Regions from separate parts of the Homo sapiens genome. Here region 2 is linked to region 1. The links are chromatin contacts, found by Hi-C or POLR2A ChIA-PET in ENCODE. All regions are on one chromosome and are shown on one strand. The core of a region is the stretch at or near the end of the contact, and the rest is flanking DNA. Distances in the headings are between cores, read along the strand shown.

Region 1 (7,138 bases), core at 1,999-4,498:
ACATACGTGTTCAGTCCCTTGCATACCTTTGCCTTGAGACTTCTGTGTCTCCTTCCCATTTGGGACACCCAGGTGAGGGCCCAGACATCTGGATGTGGTCAGACCTCACCAAATATATGCCTTCGTGGTGGTCTCCCTCCTTGCGCCCTCTTGGGTGGCCAGCGTTCCTACTGCAGACGGCCCAACATCCAGTCTTTCCCCAGGACAGAGCTAACAAGGGCCCCTTTGCCTTCTCATCCTCAGGAGTTCCAGGCACATGAGTCACCGTCCATCCACATCCAGTGTGGCCTGGAGCTGCTACAGAGGTGTTGGGCAGGCCATGCCTGTGCCGCCATCTCTCCCTTCCTGCCTCATTTCATCCCCCGCAGCAGCCGGGATTGATTGTGCTTTCCTAACCCCCTTGGACCTACTCTCCCTCCTCCCCACCATTCCTCTTCCCCCACATGTGTGGCACGCTGCAGCCCTCAAGGCCAGCCCTGGCCCCTCCACTGCTTCTCTCCCCATCCACAATGGAGAAGGTGAAAAGAGGAGGGAAAGGCCTTTGGTGTGGACAAGCATGTGGACGCCCTCCGTCCTGCAGTCTTGCCAGCCCACCACAGCCACTGTAGACCACAGGCAGGCCGTGTACTGCACCACTGGGAGGACGTGGAGAGGACAGTGAACTTCCAGGCAAGAGCTTCCTTCTTTTGTCTCACGAGTTTTTCTTAGAGCTCTTGCCTGAGCTGGCTTCCCTCCTTCAGACATTGACATGAGATCTTAAGCAAACAGTCCCAAACCTCTTAGGGGTGAAAAAAGAAACATGCCACTTGATTAGGAGAGAGACAGCAGTGTTTGAACTACAGCATCTTTACACTAGCTTGTGTTTTGTGCTACGTATACCAGCTTCCAAAATTAGCATCTCATTGAGCCAGAGAAGACAAGGAGATCTCCCTCTGGGCATCTGGCTTTGCTGCGTCTCTAGAGGGTTAGGATACCAGGCCGAGTTCAGGCCACTGCTAGCTTTCTCATACTCCCACAGGCTAGACCAGAGATGCCAAGTCCCAACAGCACTGAGCTGTGTGCACTGTGCCAGGGACAGGAGGGTTTGTGAACTGCCTGTCAGGGTACCTGTTAGCCCCTGACAACTCAGTGGGGTGAAGTTTTGGAGGTCAGAGTCTGCTTTCGTAGGCTCTTTAGACAGCACCTACCACTTGGTTCTCCAGCGTAGACTCCTGGGAGCAGCCAACTGCAGCCATTGCCATCCAGTGGGGAGATGGGTTAGGGAGGAGGACGGGCTGACTCCTCTCCTGTAATAAAGCTGACAAGAGTTCTAGAGGATTCTGCTTCTCTAGTAACTAGACAGGTGATACGCATTTGCTTGCCACATTAAGGGAAAATGGTGTCATTTGTTGCAGAAAAACAATGGATACATTTTCTTCTGGCCTAAATGAATATTTATGTGCAAACATAGGCAACTGTTAAAGGCTGGAATTTTCAAAAGATCCAAACAGAGACTTCCTGCATCTTCTGCCTTTCCAACAGAAGCGGTGATCGTCTAAGTATGAGCCTGTGGCTTCCTTTGTGCATTTGAGCATGCTGTAATTAAGATGAGATCAGTTTCTTAGAAAAAGCTTTCCTGAATCCCTCTGACGTTGCCTGGGATCTTTCTGTTGATTCGTCTTTTCTGGAGATTGGGACAGAGCATCTGTGGTCCAGGGAAGTTAGTCCTCTGGCCTCAATTCTGTTGTGGATGTGCAGTGATAAGCGGGCATTGCGTGCCTCGGGGGATGCCTAGTTCGTGGCTTCCTGGCTGTTTTGTCCTTCTGTGTCTTGTAGCTGTAGGGTGCCAGCTCAGGGAGTGGGGTGTTGGCGGCGTTTCCGCGGTTGGCCTCCTTGCTTTGCCGCACCTCCAGGTTCTGGGCATGAGAGGCCGTGGCCTCATTTCTGGTGGATAACCTTTTTAGTTTAATAGCATCTTTAATTAGATCACAGCATTGAATTCAAAATTTCTTCTGCAAAGAAAGTTGTGGGGCATAAGACACCGGGAATGAGGGAGGAGGAAGACAGTTGTGTTTTCTCTTTAAACCTTGAGCTCTAGCCGATGCATTTGTCAGGAAATACAGCACTTTGTCTTAAGAAAACAAGGAAGGAGGCCGGGCGCAGTGGCTCACGCCTGTAATCCCAGCACTTTGGGAGGCCGAGGCGGGCGGATCACCTGAGGTGGGGAGTATGAGACCACCCTGACTAACATGGAGAGACCCTGTCTCTACTAAAAGTACAGAATTAGCCGGGCGTGGTGGCGCATGCCCATAATCCCAGCTACTGAGGAGACTTGAGGTAGGAGAATCACTTGAACCTCAGCGGCGGAGGTTGCAGTGAGTCGAGATCGCGCCAGTGCACTCCAGCCTGGGCAAGAAGAGCGAAACTGGGTCTCAAGTTAAAAAAAGAAAGCAAGGAAAGAGTAATTTACAACGAAGGAAAAAAACCCACAGCACACCCTTCGCGGCTGTCAGCGCTCTCCTGATGTCACAGTGGCTGCGTGTCCTTGGGGTGGGTGAGGTGTGGGGAGCCCAGCCCCTGGCCCTGCCTCCCGCGCCCCGCTCCCCTTCTCTCTCTTACTCGGTTAAGCCATAGCGAGGCCTCCGCTCGTTTCAGATATGAATTTGTTTTATAGATTATAAATATGCATATACAGTGTATGTATAAAGCAGAATGCCTGCCTTTCCTGGTTATTTTTTGTACCATATTGTAAATTATATTATTTATTCTTTACCAATTTTGGGAATAAAAGGTGTTTTGGTTATTTAATATAATAAGAGCTGTTAAACTTCTGTTTAAATTTCCAGTTCAACTTGTAAATGTTTTTATTGTGCATAAATACATACTAATGTTGATCTAAGGACTGTCGTTTGTGCCTGTTCTTCAGGGCCGCGCGCCCATGCCCGCAGTCCCTGGTCGGGCAGGTGCGGCCCAGGTGCGGCCCCGCGGTCGGCTCGCGGGCTCCCGCAGACCGGGCTTCCTCCCGAGGGCGCGGCCGTCCCAGGGCCCGCCCGGCCCGCCGCCCAATGCGAGCTCCCACCTCCGCGAGCGGCGTCGCCTTCCCCAATCGGCTGCGGGCGCGGCGCCGACCGTTCAAAGCCTAAGTCGTCGGGGGTGGGCGTGAGGGGCGGTGGCCGCGCTGAGATAGGCTGCGGAGGGATGATTGGCGTCTTGGCGCCCAATGGGCGCTGGCGGGCGGCCTTGAGTACCTGCGCTGGGCGGGCGGGAACGGCGCGCGGCGAGCTGAGGGTGGCGGCGGTCGACATGTTCCAGGTCCCGGATAGCGAGGGCGGCCGCGCCGGCTCCAGGTGCGGCGCGGGGCACACGGGAGGCGGGCGGATAGCGCGACCACGTGGCGGGAGCGGGCCAGCCCAGGGCGTCCACCAGCCGTGTGGGGTTGGGGTGGGGTTGGGGGGCAGGGCGACCTCACAGAGGCCCTCGGGGCCGCCGCCCGCCTTTCTGCGCCGCCGCCAGACCGAGGCCCGAAGCCCGAGGGGCCGCTCGCTGAGGCCCGGGCTGTGGAGAGCTGCCCGCGACCGAGGCCGAGGGCGGGGAGGGGCGCCCGGGCTCTGGGAACAAAGCTGTGTGGAGGGCGGGCTGCGCTCCCTCGCGCCTGGGCGCCCGCGTTCCGTGTGGTGCGTTCCGTGGGGGGTTTCCTGGGGGCGGGGTGTGCCCGTGGGTGCGGCCCATTTTGTCTGTGGGATGCGTGTCCATGTTCCCGGGGGGGTGTCCCTAAGGGGTGTGCGGCGATGTGTTCGTGGGGGGTGTCTGGCCATGCCCCCGCTCCTGTGCGTGTGGCCGTGTGCCCGTGTCCCTGGTGTGTGTGTGGCCTGTGCCCTGCCCATGGCCGCGCTTCCACTAGTTCATGTGAGTCCACTTCCTTTGGAAAGTGCCAGGGCGTCTGGGGAAGAGTCAGTTCTATCTCCTGGGAAGGTGGATGGCGCTCCTGGGCTTCGCTGTAGGAAGAAGTGGATTGGGACGAAGATATCCTGACTCAGCTTTAATAGCCAGGAACACTGAGCACACTTTTCTTATGTTTTTGAACTTTTAAAGCACTCTTTGGGTATTGGGACTCGCATGAATTAGAGGGACAGAGCTTACAAGGTCTTTCGTGCCACTTGAGCAGTAAACTTGCATTGTGAAGTTTGGGTCTTCAGATGCCTGAGGTTTTCTGTATGATGAGCCCCTCTGTGGCACAGCCTCGCCAGAGAAGTAGAAGAGAATATGTGTGCCATGACTGTTAAGACCAATACTATATTGCTTCTCAGCCTTTTGGCTATGATCAAGTGAAGACAAATACTATATTGAATAAATACTAAGTAAAAGAATTGCTCCAACTTGCTAAAAATAAAAACCCTTTAGATTGGCCGGGCGTGGTGGCTCACACCTGTAATCACGGCACTTTGGGAGGCTGAGGTGGGCGAGTCACGTGAGGTCAAGAGTTCGAGACCAGCCTGGCCAACATGGTGAAACCCCCGTCTCTACTAAAAATGCAAAAATTAGCCAGGCGTGGTGGTGTGTGCCTGTAGTCCCAGCTACTTGGAGAGGCTGAGACAGGAGAATCACTTGAACCCAGAGGCAGAGGTGGCAGCGAGCCAAGATAATGCCACTGCACTCCAGCCTGTACGACAGAGCAAGACTCCGTCTCAAAAAAAAAAAAAACCCTTTAGATTTGAGGGAGTTAGGTCAGTATTCAGTAATACTTGTAACCAAATAATTACCCGTGGCAGGGTGCAGTGACTCAACGGCTGTAATCCCGGCACTTGGGGAGGCCGAGGCAGGTGGACCACGAGATCAGGAGATCGAGACCATCCTGGCCAACACGGTGAAACCCCGTCTCTACTAAAAATACGAAAAAATTAGCCGGGTGTGGGGTGGCGGGTGCCTGTAGTCCCAGTTCCTTGAGAGGCTGAGGCAGGAGAATGGTGTGAACCCGGGAGGCGGAGCTTGCAGTGAGCCGAGATCACACCACTGCACTCCAGCCTGGATGACAGAGCAAGACTCCGTCTCAAAGAAACAGCCCTTCATCCATGGAACAGTGATTATTATGCCTAGGTCTGCACCGATGTGGGACCAGGAGTTTAAACTAGTGCTCAGAGCGAATCCGGTTTCTGGTTCCTGGTGGCCAGAGTTTTGCACCACCCACATCAGTGGGGGGAGGGACTGCATCCCCAGCCCTGTCCCAGTTGTGTGCATTTAGTACGTTTCCTTTTTGTTTGTGCTGCCTGGCACTGGCTGCCCGGTAAATGATGGTGTTTATTATCACCCTGAGCGACGCCGATGTTTTTATATTGACTTTCACGCTCCAGAAGTTAGCTGCACAGGGCCGCACTAAAGTCATACTCACACTACCCTGGGGGACTGGTTTCTGGACAAGGTGTTGAGAAAGGGAGAAAACTCTTCCTTTTAGGATGGTGAGGAAGGAAAGCCGGTCTGAACTGGATGATGAGGTATCACTGGAAGCTTCTGCTTGGGGTCCACCAGACGCTGCACATTTGCCACTCATCTGAACGGGGTCGAGTCGCAGGGCGGGCGCCTTGTAAGCGTCACATTTAGTTTTGCTGTGAAGCGAGTCAGGTGGTGGCTGTAAGATTACCTAGCCAGGTTTTCCTCTCCTGAGACCTCACATCTCTCCTTTCCTTGCTGAGGGATTGTCTTGTGTTAAAGGGGTTTCGTAAAAGCGTTATGCTTTAGCCGCGATTAACCTGAGGTCTTCCTTCAAGCTGGAACATTTCTATTTGTAAGGAATTTAATCCAAGTTTATTTCTCACTGCTTCTCTCTAAGCCTGACCAGTCCCCTCATCCTTTCTGAAACTCGGGGACAAACTATTAGAGAGGGTCAGGAGCATGGAGACCCCCGAGGAGGGTCACACAGCTTTTCCCTACCTCTCCAGTGCTGCAGTCCACTCCAGCTGTGTGAGGTTTTTCTTCTCCTGTGCGCTTGAGTTTCTCTTGTGTGTTTTGAATATCTTCACTGAAATATATGGAAGGGGTACCACAAAAGGCAAAAAATAATTGGGAAGCACCCCCCACTCACATTGTGAATTTGTCCCCAAATGTGTGAGCTCTAGCGTTCCCCCTCCCCCTATTAGTGTCATAGTGGTAAGTGCCTGTAGCCTAGAGAAAGCCACACTGCGCCATTGTTGTCGGGCTGTTTTTGTTGAAAGGTCTATTGAACGCTCAGTTCCATTCATCCGAGACCCCTTTGAGGCAGCCCAGCCCTGCGGTCTGTGTGAAACCTGCAGTGGGACCTGTTGCCTTTGTGACCGAGATAGCCGCTGCCCCTTGCCTGGGGCTGGGCCTGTGTGCGCCATAATTTCTGCTAAAACCGTCTTTGGTACCACTTTTTTTTCTTTGCTTGTTTTCAAATAAAATTCAGAAAAGCACATAGAACAATATTAAATATTGTGTTTCCATCACCCCAAAGTAACACTGGTCATTGCAAGTAACTACCACTCACCTCCTGCGCCCATTGGTCCCCATTCCACATGGAGGCCACAGACTCAATTTGGGTTTCACCTCTTCCAAATTTTGGAGTCCCGATGGCACTAGGCGTCTGTCACGTCACTCACACAGACACTGAAACCACCTGTGCAGAGCTCTAGCTTTCCTGTTTAAACTTGAAGCTCCTCCGGGGTAAGGACTTGCTTTCCTCTATCTACGGCGTCTGGGGAAGGATTGCCAATGATAGGTGCTCGAGAGATGTGCAAGTTGAACTGAAGCAAGGGTGAAAGGCAGAGGAGACAGGAGACTGTGAATGTAGGGAATGTGGGGTCGGGAAAGAGTCCTACAGAGCTTGCAGTCAAGGCGAGTCTACCTGGAATCAGATCTGACAGTTTGTAGCACCTTGAGGGCTTGAGAGAAAAGCCATATTTGAAATAAGTCAGTAAAAGGAATTATAGCTCATGCTCAGCTCACATAAGACTTGATAAATTCAGTTCAGTTCGAAAGATTGCAGGCCTTCATCCCTTATTTCCAAAGAGAGAACTGTAGAGACCCGTGCATGTTTAGACCTGCTACACTATCCAAGAAAAATCGCAGAATTGGCTGGGCACAGTGGCTCACGCCTGTAATCCCAGCACTTTGGGAGGCCGAGGCGGGCGGATCACTTGAGGTCAGG
Region 2 (7,138 bases), core at 2,863-5,362, 1.0 Mb after region 1:
CTCTTGGGGGCCACGGAGGCACTGAGATAACCCAGGGAAGGGTCTTGTCCCAGGGCCTGACCCAAACAGGTGCCTGGAAGGATAGAACAGGTGTCAAGCCCTCTGCAAGGGAGCCACCCAGAGGGGGCCAGTCACGGTTCAGGGTGATCCTCAGACCCTGCCGCCCTCATCCTGCACCGCGCCTCAAGGCTCTGTGCTGCCCGTCCTGCTCTTGTGTGGACCTTCCTCCTCCTCTCCTTTCTGGGCTCCAGTTCCACACAGCCCCCACTTTCCCCTCCTCTGGAATTCCCCAGTGTCCTGTGCGTTCCAAATTCCCTCTGGCCATGAGTGTCCCTGGCTCAGTCCAGCCGGCTCCTGTCCCTCCCACCCCAGGGCCCTGGGTGCTTACCTGTTGCTGCCTTGGCCCTCTGAGACCCTGGAAGTGAGGAGAGGGTGATCAGCCAGGCCAGCTGCAGCCTGGCCTGCCCTCCCCAACCCTGCAGCCCCTCTCCACTGACCCTCCCCAGCTCCTGAGGACTCCAGAGGGACAGTCCACAGAGGGACCTCACCGGAGAGCCCAAGGGCCTGCAGTTTCCCCCCCAGGGCTGGCTCTGCCGTATGCTCAGGCCCAGGCCCATGGGCCACAGCTTATCTGCAAGGGTGGATGCTCCTTGCCACATGGGGAGCCGGTCAGGAGATGCCAGTGAAGGGATCCCCAGGCTAGATGTCCCCTTCTCATCCTGGAAAGGGTCCTCTCCCTCCACACTCCACACCCATCCTTGTCTGGAAGTTTCTGGGGAGGGTCCAGCCTCCAGCCCTGGCACTGTAAGGTTGGCCTTTCCTCCCGGAACAGCTCAGAGCGGAAGAGGCCCGGGAGCTGTCTCTACATTTGAGCTGCCCAGGGCTCTCTCACAGTCTGCTCCGGAATGAGCTCCTTCCCCAAGTCTCACTTTGGTCCCGAGGCTGAGGCCCGAGCCCCACAGGCTTCTCCCTGGCCTCAGGGGAGTAGAGAAGGTACAGTGGTCTGCATTGGCCACCAGGGATCAGCCTTCTCAAGATTCCAGAGTCCCAAGAGCTGACCCCTCTCCCAGGCATGCAGCAGGCTTGGCAGACGAGGCCCAGGACCCCCTGCTGGGCTGTGCAAGGGGGCTTTGGAGCGGATAAAGTGAGGGGCCCGGAAGAGAAGCAAGATATGGGGTCGTTCGGGGGAACCAAGGATGGGAACATATTTTCTGCTGTCCATTGCCTCCCACACCCCAGGACACAAAGGGCCTCTTGCTGGGCCTTTAACCAAACACTGGAGCCTCTACCCCAGCTTGGAGACCCCAGCCAGGACCATAGTGTACAGCCCCAGGGTAGCAAAGCCTGGAACTTCCTGGCCTTGAGAGAGTCCTCTCACCACCCCTGCACTCCACGCGTCTGATTCTGTGGGGGCAAGATTCGCCCGTAGCTGGGGAGGGGTTAGAACAGCCACCTCCCCACACCTAGGCCCTCAGCTTCCCCTTAACCCCCAGTGCCTTCCGGTGCCCGGGCCAGCTGCTATGGACCATGTCTTCACTCTGCCCGGAAAAGATAACCAGTCCCCTGGAGTTGAGGGGCTGTGGGGACAGGAAGTGGCCATGGAGGGCCCAAGCACCCCCAGGGTTTTTACGGCATCCTCTTCCTTTCTGTCTGCCTCACAGTCTGGGGGGCACCCTCCCCAACACCACTGGTGGGCAGAGACACCCCGGGGGTTGCTGGACGATAAGGCAGCGGGCGGCGAGGGGGCAGCTGTGGATGGGCAGGAGGAGGAGGTGGAGAAGGTGCAGGGCAGGCAAAGGGGTGCCCTGCAGAAGCGGGGTCAGGGGCAACGGGAAATGGAGAGTCTGCCCTGGATGCTCTGCTCATTAATTTGTGCTAATTAAGTGCCCTTTAAAATGCAAACACTACCGGGAGGGTTATTCCCTGGCCCCCCGACCCCTTGCTCCTTCCAAGCCTGAGGATCCTGCTTGCAGAAGGGCGCGCACTGTCAGGCCTTCTCGCTCTCTGGGAGTCTGCAGGAGCTGTGTCTCCATGCTCCCTGCCTGAGCACTGCCCCTTCAGCGATGCCTCCTCCCCATGCAGATCCTTCCTTCCTAAAGTAGCCCTGTACTTCTCATTTAGGCAGAGTCTTCTGGTCTCTGAGTGCTTGCTCCCCTCACCCCACAATCTGGATGCCCTTCCCCCAGTCTCCATAAGTCCTAGTCTTTTTTTTTTTTTTTTTTTTAAGATGGAGTCTCACTCTGTTGCCCAGCCTGGAGTGCAGTGGCGCGATCTCAGCTCACTGCAAGCTCCGCCTCCTGGGTTCACGCCATTCTCCTGCCTCAGCCTCCCGAGTAGCTGGGACTACAGGGGCCCGCCACCAAGCCCGGCTAATTTTTTTGTATTTTTAGTAGAGAGGGGTTTCACCATGTTTGCCAGGATAGTCTCGATCTCCTGGCCCCGTGATCCGCCCACCTCGGCCTCCCAAAGTGCTGGCATTACAGGCGTGAGCCACCGCTCCCAGCCAAGTCCTAATCGTGATCTAGAGATCAAGGCCCAACTGAATGCTGCCTCCTCCAGGAAGCCTTCCTTGCTTGCTTGCATTGTCTACCTTGGAAGCCCTATACTCTCTCTTGAGCTCTCTGTCCTGATGGGAGCTCTGTCTACATCACCCTGGAGCCAGAATCAAGTCTTATCTTAGCCCAGGAGCTCCGAGAAGGCAAGGGCTGCATCTGGGGGGCCTGATCTCAGGGAATGTGTGGATGGACACAAGTGTGGCTGTGGGGGCTGATGGGAAATGGGGGATGTGGACAGCTGAGCCCTTCAGGGTGGGCGCCCTGTGGGGGCTGGAAGCAACAGCCAGGGGTGCCGGGGGTGTCAGGAGCATTGTTTGGGGCCTGGGCCTGTGATTCGCTGGTAGCTGGTGGGGATGGTGAAGCTTAGTGGGTACCACCAGCCAGAGACCTGGTGGGAGTGCCACCCTCGGGCTGGGAGTGAGGACGTGTCCAGGAGTCCAGCCTCTGGTCACAGCTGTTAGTGAACCGACTGCAAAACTCATTGCCAAAGAGTTTTGGCAATGACCTTGGTTCCTCACCCCGCTCAGGGGCAGTCACAGCCTTCCACCTCCTGTGCACATGGCTTGCTCAGAGGGCACCATCCTTGTGCTGGGAGACTGGGGGCATGGGGTGGGGGAGGCCGGGCCACTGAGGGGCCACTGGTGCCCTCCCACCCAGGAGAACAAGGAAGCCTGGAGTACTGGCTAAGCTGCAGCCTGGGATGACCTGACCCAGCCCTGGGAGGTGACTTGAGGACAGGGAAGTGTGGTGGCTGCCAGACTGGCTAGGCTAGCCCAGGAATGTGAGAGGTTTTCCCTGACAGAGAGTGTCCCGGCCCGCAGGGAGGGGCCTGGCAGGTGGGGCCCCCTGGCTGGCACCTGCTGTCCCTGACCCAGGACTGGGAGAGGGCACGGTGGCGCATCACCGGTTCCTCTGTCAGCAGGAGACAGGGCCCTCTGCCACCTACACCCCCTGCCCCCAGCTCTCTACTGAGCCTGCAGCCAGCCTGCTGGGGCTTCCGGGCACAGGCAGCAGCCCTCGGCTCGGCCACCCTCCCACCCCGAGTATGATGGTCCAGGCACTTGGAGCCTGAGTTCACATCCTGCACGTAGGAGGCCCCTGTCCTCACCTAGAGAATGGGGGGAGAGGCCGAGGTGGCAGGAAGCAGGGAGCCTGGCCAGAGCTGGCACACCAGTGCCCGCGGAGAGGCATGGGAGGAGGTGCTGCCCAGTTATGCCGGTGGGGTCCTCTGGGGCCTGTGCGCACACCTCCCACCCTGCCTCCCCACTTTGGACTCCCCACTTGGCACATCTGGAGCCTTCCCACCTGCTCAGGGGCAGGAGGGATGATGGCCTGTCCCACAGCCCCAGCCTGTCCCAGGGAGTAGGGGGCTGAGCCGGAGCCCCAGGCAGTGCAGCGGAGCCTGGTGGGGGACTGCACCACCAGGACCCTGCACCTTCACGACTCACCAAAACACAGCAGCAGCAGGAGCGGCACCGCCGCCGGCCGCCTCATGTCCTCAGGCCTGGCTGGGGCGCAGGGCCGTGGTCGGCGGTGGCAGAAGCGTTGGAGCACGAGCGAGGTGCAGGCTCCATGAAGTGGAGTTTTATGCTGGAGATGAGCACAGGCCCGGCTATGCGGCCCAACCCGTCGGCCCGGCCTGCCCAGCTCCTCTCCTCAGGAAGGAAGCGCCCAGAGCCGACTCCTCCGTGACCTAGCCCTGAACCCCGAGACCCCAGGGCAGACCCCTCACCCCAGCGCAGCACGGGGTGCCGTTGGCCTCGGTTCCTGGACCCTGAGCTGACCCAGACCCCCCAGCAGACCCCGAGCTGACCGCGGTGCACGCGAAGTCCGTCCAGCTTCATTCATTATTATTATTATTATTTTTTTTAATTTTTTGAGACAGAGTCTCGCTCTGTCGCCCAGGCTGGAGCGCAATCTCGGCTCACTGCAAGCTCCGTCTCCCAGGTTCAAGCCATTCTCCTGCCTCAGCCTCCTGAGTAGCTGGGATTACAGGCAGGTGCCACCACGCCCGGCTAATTTTTTGTATTTTTAGTAGAGACGGGGTTTAACCGTGTTGGCCAGGCTAGTCTCGATCTCCTGACCTCGTGATCCGCCCTCCTCGGCCTCCCAAAGCGCTGGGATTACAGGGGTGAGCCACCGCGCCCGGCCTCATTCAGTATTTTATTGAGCGCCGATGGAACACAGTGGGGCTGGGCCGCGCTGGTGGGAAAGTCAAGGCCAGGGGTGTTTGCGGGGCCGAGGGCAGGGGAGGCGATGGGACATGGGGCGGGGTCCGGAGTTGGCCGCAGCGACCCTCCTCCCGGGACAGCAGGCCCCAGAAGTTCCTCAGGCGCGCGCCAGCGCGGCCCAGGCGGCCGACCCGGGCCCCGGCTGCCATCCCTTGGAAGGGGCGGGGGCTTCCTGGCACCAGGCGGGGCGGAAGCGGCTCCGGGAAGGCCGGGCCGGGGTTACCGTTTCGGTGTCCCCGCCTGGCTCTGGGCGCGGCGCCGCGGCGGAAGAGGCTCGGGGAGGAAGTTATTTGGGGCACGGCGCTGACGTCAGAGACAGAGTGGGGCCGGGCCGTGGGGTCGGGGGCGCCGGACCTGTTTCCCCGCCGGCGCCGGGGGTCGGTACTCGCGGGCGGGGCGGGGCCGGGCGGCTCCGGGCGGGGCTGGGGGTGCGGCCGTTCCCGCCTCAGCCTTGTCCGCGCGCGTCGTGGTGCTGCCCTCTGGTGGGCGCGGGGCGCGGCGCGGGCGGCCAGGGGTGCAGAAGGGGCGCTCCCAGCCTCATGGTCCGGGCTCCGGCTCCCCGCATCGCCCTCCCTAGCCCCGCCCTCCCGCGTCTCCGCCTCCGCCTCCACCGCCTCCTCCCACCCTTCCCTCCCCGTCCAGTCCCTGGAGTTCCCGGGTCGGGGGTGGGAGGCGGGCTGGGCAGCCCCTGGGGGTCTGGAGGGAAGGAGGGAGGGCGAGGAGTGGGAAGAGGGGACTCCAAACGTATTCATTCATGTATTGATTTATTCATTCAGTCAGTCAGTCATTTCTGAGCAGATTTGAGCCCAATACTGTCCCCGGTTTGGGGAATACAAAGGTGACCCAAACAGACCTCACCTCAGTGTGAGAGAGAGAACATCATTTAGCAGAGAAATCTCTAATTATAAACCGCGACGGGCTGGGTGCAGTGGCTCACACCGGGAATCCCAGCACTTTGGGAGGCCAAGGCAGGCAGATCACCTGAGGTCAGGAGTTCGAGACCAGCATGGCCAACATGGTGAAACCCCGTCTCTACTAAAATACAAAATTAGCCGGGCTTGGTGGCGGGCACCTGTGATCCTAGCTACTCAGGAGGCTGAGGCAGGAGAATCACTTGAACTCGGGAGGCGGAGATGGCAATGACACGAGATTGCAACACTGCACTCCAGCCTGGGAGACAGTGAGACCCTGTCTCAAAAAAAAAAAAAAAAAAAGGAGAATAATAATTATCAACCACGGAAAGTGTTTCAAAGTGTCTGGGTGACCACATTTCTCCAGCACCCTATGGTCAGGTCACTGATGGGATCTCAGAGGCAGTCTTAGAGCCTCGCAGGTAACTATTTCCTCTTGGCACCTTTCTGTGTGTTCCTTGGTGTCTGCTCCCCAACCCTCCTTTTAAGCCCATTCCTCTAAGGGTGTCTCTGCCTTAAAATCAAGAAAGTGACAAAAGTCAAGATGCAGATCAGGGCCAGGTGCAGTGGCTCACGCCTGTAATCCCAGCACTTTGGGAGGCCGAGGCAGGCGGATCACGAGGTCAGGAGATCAAGACCGTCCTGGCTAACACGGTAAAATCCTGTCTCTACTAAAAATACAAAAAATTAGCTGGGCGCGGTGGTGGGCGCCTGTAGACCCAGCTACTCTGGAGGCTGAGGCAGGAGAATGGCCTGAACCCGGGAGGCGGAGCTTGCGGTGAGCCAAGATCTCGCCACTGCACTCCAGCCTGGGTGACAGAGCGAGACTCTGTCTCAAAAAAAAAAAAAAAAAAAAAAAAGATGCAGATCAGAAAGCGAGGACGCCAGGGAAACTTGGGCTCCTGAAGAACAAGGCACAGCCACGCCAGCGATTAGAGGATCGGGAACCCAGACCTCGCCTCCATGTCCCTGTACCTGGAGCCCACGGACCCAGGGCTGAGAATGGGCCCCTTCCTCATACCACCCACCAAACAAATGAAGAGGGCATTACAATCCAGAAAGATTTTTATGTTTTGTTTTGTTTTGTTTTGTTTTGTTTTGTTTTTTGAGACACAGTCTCGCTCTGTTTCCCAGGCTGGAGTGCAGTGGCACGATCTCGGCTCGCTGCAACCTCTGCCTTCCAGGTTCAAGCGATTCTCCTGCCTCAGCCCCGCTAGTAGCTGGGATTACAGGCCTGTGCCACCATGCCCAGCTAATTTTTGTATTTTTAGTAGAGATGGAGTTTCGCCATGTTGGCCAGGCTAGTCTCGAACTCCTGACCTCAGGTGATCCACCCGCCTCGGCCTCCCAAAGTGCTGGGATTACAGGCATGAGCCACCATGCCCGGCCATGTTTTTAAAATAATCAGTCCCTCCCTTCAAAAATAGAATTGGGGCGGGGT

Evidence for each region. Hi-C counts contacts between places; a loop is a spot of excess contacts on that map. ChIA-PET counts read pairs that join two places held with the same protein, here RNA polymerase II (POLR2A). Pooled maps may share reads with other maps.
Region 2: a pooled map shows a loop between it and region 1 (7-fold over the local background). The contact joins the promoter of PRSS27 here to the promoter of JPT2 in region 1. A Hi-C loop is called at or near these places in 2 of 50 pooled maps. POLR2A ChIA-PET finds 5 or more read pairs at or near these places in 2 of 52 experiments (H1 and WTC11).

The regions. Positions count from the first base shown.
Region 1 is chr16:1,675,031-1,682,168 of GRCh38, forward strand. JPT2 (Jupiter microtubule associated homolog 2) reads left to right here and starts at 3,249. Exons shown (of 5, transcript NM_144570.3): 1 at 3,249-3,326. The coding sequence starts at 3,283. CRAMP1 (cramped chromatin regulator 1) reads left to right here. Exons shown (of 21, transcript NM_020825.4): 21 at 1-2,878. RefSeq lists silencers at 2,876-3,275, 3,306-3,665 and an enhancer at 3,106-3,741.
Region 2 is chr16:2,716,112-2,723,249 of GRCh38, forward strand. It overlaps PRSS27 (serine protease 27), which reads right to left and starts at 4,113. Exons shown (of 6, transcript NM_031948.5): 1 at 4,004-4,113; 2 at 389-415. The coding sequence starts at 4,049. RefSeq lists an enhancer at 4,383-4,950 and silencers at 4,684-5,443, 5,574-5,643, 6,327-6,496.